Regions from separate parts of the Homo sapiens genome. Here region 2 is linked to region 1. Evidence: chromatin contacts called from ENCODE Hi-C or POLR2A ChIA-PET data. All regions are on one chromosome and are shown on one strand. Each heading gives the region's core, a stretch centred on a gene start or an enhancer-like site at or near the end of the contact. The rest is flanking DNA. Distances are from core to core; before and after follow the strand shown.

What was found. A loop is a pair of places that touch in the nucleus more often than their neighbours do. ChIA-PET counts read pairs that join two places held with the same protein, here RNA polymerase II (POLR2A). Pooled maps may share reads with other maps.
Region 2: a loop to region 1 is called in a map of heart right ventricle, with 5 times the contacts of the local background. The contact joins two enhancer-like sites. A Hi-C loop is called at or near these places in 10 of 168 maps with a recorded cell type or tissue (CD14-positive monocyte, OCI-LY7, Right ventricle myocardium inferior and 6 more) and 5 of 50 pooled maps. POLR2A ChIA-PET finds 5 or more read pairs at or near these places in 4 of 52 experiments (AG04450, GM10248, HEK293 and 1 more).

What each region holds. Positions count from the first base shown.
Region 1 is chr4:147,825,055-147,827,754 of GRCh38, forward strand. The region is part of intron 3 of ARHGAP10 (Rho GTPase activating protein 10); the gene reads left to right. Among named protein-coding and RNA genes, the nearest start is that of MIR4799, 44 kb to the left of the region's middle. Within about 2 kb of position 1,342, at least 14 of the 41 ENCODE cell types and tissues checked have a DNase peak (open chromatin) inside an H3K27ac peak, as active enhancers do.
Region 2 is chr4:147,864,634-147,867,333 of GRCh38, forward strand. It overlaps ARHGAP10 (Rho GTPase activating protein 10), which reads left to right. Exons shown (of 23, transcript NM_024605.4): 6 at 213-323; 7 at 2,079-2,183. Among named protein-coding and RNA genes, the nearest start is that of MIR4799, 83 kb to the left of the region's middle. RefSeq lists an enhancer at 2,165-2,700 and silencers at 2,272-2,496, 2,295-2,344. Within about 2 kb of position 1,383, at least 2 of the 41 ENCODE cell types and tissues checked have a DNase peak (open chromatin) inside an H3K27ac peak, as active enhancers do.

The sequences.
Region 1 (2,700 bases), core at 92-2,591:
CTGCAGCTGGCTTCGTAGGTGTCACTCTAATTTCCTGGGTGGTGGCTGGTGGGGGTTTATGTTGGCTAGGGCTGCGGGAGGACACTGATTTGGATTTAAAAAGTGACAGAGGGCTGGGCGCAGTGGCTGATGCCTCTGTAATCCCAGCACTTTGGAAGGCTGAGGTGGGTGGATCACCTGAGGTCAGAAGTTTGAGACCAGCCAGGCCAACCTGGTGAAACCCCGTCTCTACTAAAAATACAAAAATTAGCTGGGTGTTGTGGGCACCTGTAGTCCCAGCTACTTGGGAGGCTGAGGCAGGAGAATCAGTTGAGCCCGGGAGGCGGAGGTTGCAGTGAGCTGAGATGGCGCCATTGCACTCCAGCCTGGGCGACAGAGCGAGACTCCATCTCAAAAAAAAAAAAGTGACAGAGACATATGTCCTCAAAAGCCCTAATATAATTTGCACTCATTCCTAAATTTTGAGGTAATTTGTGTGTATATATTGTAGATACTGTAGAGGGTGTGTGAAGACAGTGTGGTCCCATGAGGTTTTTCTGGCACACACTGACAGATACAGTCATTATTCATGTGATCCTGTAGTCATCAATTTTTCAGCTATTTAGGAAAGACTAAATAAGATGGTGAATAAAAATAGTGCCATGACATCACCTTTCTAGTACATGGAGCCGATGTGTGGGCTGGTGAGGTACGTGTTCTTAGTTTATGTTAATAGTGTCAATTTTTTTTCTTAACCCTCTTTGATAGTTGTACTTCCCTGGCATCCTGAACATTGAGCGCATACCTATTGATCTCTTTTTATGTTCCAGTTGCTGTTGAGAATCTCAGGACAAAGGTAAAGGCAAAGAAAGCAAAAGTCTCTGCCTTCATGGAGGTTAGATTCTAGGCGGGGGTAGTGAAGTAGAAATAAACCTGTAATCCATTGGCAGGCAGTGAAAAATGCTACAAAACAATACAGGGCAAGGAGCCAGGTGGGGCGGGGCTACAGCATATCTGGAGTGGTGAGGTGCGGACTGCCTTTTCAGTAGGATACTGCACAAAGGGCATCATCCTGGTGTCTGGAGGAAAAGTTCTGAGCAGAGTGGTGCTGGATTTTAGCTCTACAGAAATAGCGTGTGACCATTGTTAGGCTCAGTATTCTGTTTCTGTTTTAGGTTCCTAGAAATAGAGCGATGAGGTCCAAAAACAGGAACATGGTATTGGCTCCAGGCTGTGTGGAGTAGACAGCATGGTTTGCAGAGCTGTTGTTAGCCAACTGGCTGGTTTAAGCTCCAGCTGTGATGGAGGTTGATAGGGTCTCTGTGTTAGACAAGGTTGGGTTCCCATGCAGGGTAGGAACGAGAATAGGGTGGTGTCTGTATAAGGCCATGAACCTTAGGAGTGGTGTGGTGTGTCATACACAACTCATTGTGGGAACAGAAACACCTGCTGGAAAGCAGGACGCTGTCCAAAGCTGGGGTGGGTGGCAGCCACAGCCAACCACGGAATTAACAGGACACCTCCTAATGCTTTCTTCCTTTTTAGCTTGGAAAATTTCAAACATGTACCAAAGTCGAGAGAAATATACAATGAAACTACATGGACTCGACATCCAGCCTCAGACCAGTCTCGTTTCTCCTGTGATCCCTACTCCCCTTGACCCCCTGCTCTCCTCATTATTTTGACAGAAAGCCCAGTTTCATTCACAAATACTTCAGTATATATCTCAAAAAGCAGACACTTAAAAAAACACAGTATCCTTATCACAATCAGTAATTTCTTAATTTTGTGAAAAGTTAGGTCATATTCAAGTTTTCCTGATACTCATTCCAATTCTGCCTCTTTCCCTCCCCAAGCCCCGCCCTCAATAACAGTTGGTCTGTTTGAATCTGAGTCCAAACATATTACATTTGACTGATACATTTCCAAGTCACTTTCAATCTATAGGTTCTTCTCCCCATCCGCTTTTTTTCTCCTTTACAAGAATTCCTGATCCTTTTATATTTGCCTCGGAAACCTTTAAAATAGTACTTTCCTAAGTTATCAGTGAGTTGCAATAATGAAATTAGTAAAAGTTGAAAAGTTGGATTCTTAACCCATATTGACATTGTTTGGGTACTTCTCATCTTGATAGTCACTGATCACTTTTTTTTTTTTTTAAAGTGGAATCACTGTGGCTACCTTTGTTTCTTTAAATACCTTTGAATGCTTACTAAAACATAACTGATGCATTGCAGAACACTCGCCTGAAACTTTTGAGGAAGAATAGATACTTGCCTCAAGAAATTTCCAGTGTGATACTGGAGAGTAAGTGGTAAAGAGCTAATTAAATAGCCTATACTAAGTGCTTCAGACAAGGAATGGGAAAAGAAAACAATATACAAAGTGCGCCAGCAAAGATAATGTGGCTCACATGGAGTGGGCAGCCCCTAAGCTTGTGGCTGTTAGGAAAGGGTTTATGGAAGAAGTATTGGAGCTAGAGTTTGTGGGGTGGAGACACAGCAGAGGGCCTTTGTATAGTTTAGTAAGCCCATACCCCCGACACCGGGACAAGGAGAAAAGGAATGTCTTTAAGCAGCTAAAATGGTTGCCAGTACATTCTGAGAACTTTGAAAGACTCTTGTTTTACTTAAATTTTTTTTAACTTAAAAGTTTTAGAAACCATCAGCATGTTAAAAGCCACAGATTAAGAAAGGAATGCAAAATGACTGTAAAATGGAG
Region 2 (2,700 bases), core at 133-2,632, 40 kb after region 1:
TCCTGTTGCACCTGCTCAATTCTGCTGTTGCAGCAGGAAAGTAGCTGCAGACAATACATAAATGAATTGTCGTACCTGTGTTGCAATACTTTATTTACAAAATCAGGCAGCACACCGTATTTTGGCCCATGGACCACAGTGTGATGACCTCTGATGTAGCGTTTCACTTTTCACCATCTCCAGTTTGACTAACCTCTGTGATTTTAACATAGGCAGATATCCAAGTAGAGCAGAACCGGCAACACTTCTATGAACTGTCTCTCGAGTATGTGTGTAAGCTGCAGGAAATCCAAGAAAGAAAGAAGTTTGAGTTTGTGGAACCTGTGAGTATTGCCAAGTTGTTTGCTGGTGGATTTTTGCAATGTAAGATAAGTATTTATTTTCCTAGATCTGATTTATGGTTTATAGTTACTAGAGGCCATAGTGCATAAACATGAAAGAGACATATTAAAAAGGGCAGACACAGATAGCCATGAAGTCAAGGAATTGCCTCTAAATCAGTGGTTCTCAGCTGTATTTGCACTGATAATACACGTAATATTCCCATTGCTACATGATCTCAAGGAAGGCAACCATGTGCAATTTCTGCCACCTTAGCCTATAGCTCTATCTTTTAAAAATTTCTCTGAAATAATTTATACTAGAATGAGTGAACATGGGTTGTTTATACCGGTTCAAACTTTGGTACTTTAAACAATCGTTTGTAACATGACTTCAAACACAATTCACAATGCTTATGGCAATCTAAGTTTAGAAGCAGGATATGGAACATTTGAGACAATTTTGTGAGTTACTCTAACATTTCTTTTTACTTATATTAGAAACACATGATTTTTGTTTGTGATTATATAGATGTTTTCTAGTAGCTTCAGTTGTTTATATATGAAGATGTATGCACATGAATGTATATATCATAATGTAAAGGATATTTCATGTGGATTTCAGCAAAAAAACACTGGATCTCATTCTCAGGATTCATTTTAATTTTAATATCGACTTATTGAATGGTTTCTTTTTCTTAAACAGCTTTATTAAGATAATATTCACACAGTATACAATTTACTCATTGTGAGTATGGTTTATAGAAACAAGAATAACCAAGTAATGATTAAAAATGAGCATTTGTGGAGCTATGGTTTAGTTGGAGCGATAGTCATTAACCTAAACCATTAGAGAAAAACTCAACCTCCTCAAAGCTTTCTTTTTAATGTGAAATAATAATAATGGCCTGCTTTTATTGGGCATTTATAATGCTCAGTCTCTGTTCAAGCCATTGTTCTAAGTGTTGTACCGAACTCATTATTCCACACTATAACTCAATGAGGAGATAAGGAAATAGAAGTAGAGAAAGGCTGAGTAATTTGCCTAAGGTCCCATAACAGGTCATGGCTGACGTTGGGAATGGAGCCTGCTGGGTGTCAGAGCCCCAGATTCCTAACCACCCACGGTGTGGCATTTGGAAGAAAATGAATCTCAAGATTTCCTTAACTGTCTCCCCAGATCACTTCTTTTTACTTCTAGATTTATTGACTTACATGTGGAGCAGAGGCAACAGCCCTCTAATTCAGAGACAGGTTGGGAGTTGGTAGGAAAGTAAAGGTTTAATTACGGGTTTGAGGCTGCCCCTGGCAAGTCATGGAATATCTTTGTCAACAAAACACAGGGGTTGCAGTCTGCTGGATGTGGCTGGGGAGAGCCTGGAGCTCTTTGATTCTGTGATTTTACTTTCTTAAAGATTGTGTCAACCTATAGTGATAAGATTTCAATTACAAATATTGGGATTCTCCTGACTAAAGAGGACAAATGGATGACTTAATAATTCAATTTTTCCTGCAGAACATGCCATATAAGCTGTCTAATGGCTGTGATATTTAAGGGAAAAAAGCATCATTTTCTATAAAGACCAATTAATAGATAATATGTACTTGTGTTTACTTGAATATTAGTGACTTCCCTTTAATCAGTTTATTTCAGTGGAATAACAGTGAGATGGCGGGGGGAACACTTGGTTGTTTATATGATTCTTTTTTTCTCCTGAGTTTTTTTGTGCTAATATCTCTTTTCTTCCTGTGTCTTAGATGCTGTCATTTTTTCAGGGGATGTTTACCTTCTATCATCAGGGCCATGAACTTGCCAAAGACTTCAATCACTACAAAATGGAACTACAGATCAACATTCAGAATGTAAGGAAGTGAAAGCTTTCTTTATAAAAAGATGTTTGAAAAGTATTTTTCATTTGTGTGTTGTATGAAAAGCCTTAATTAAATGAAGACAATGCTGATCTGTTTGTACTGAGAAACTGAGGGTATGCTGCCACCTGCTGGTCAACTCTTGGTGTGACCAACTGCTCTACAGTTGGTTGAGGCTTGGGAAATTCTGCCACCTGGCGGCTTTTCCTGCAGTTTCTGGGTCAATTCTAAGGATAAGCTTTGTTATGTTAACTCTAAATCAGCTATGTCTGCTACAGACAAAAGAGCACTCCACTTTAAGGCATTGAATTTATAATGCACTACTTAACTGGGCATCTTGATTTTTGTTCCCAGATAGGCTTATCATTTGAGTAGAATTTCTTCCCTACATTTTATGCATATTTACTAATGCATTGGTGTTTACAGTTGCTATTGGTCTTGAATATTTTCCTTTGGAAAATGTGTGCTTTCTGCCAGGTCTCGGATAAAGAGATTTAGGAGAATGTTATTA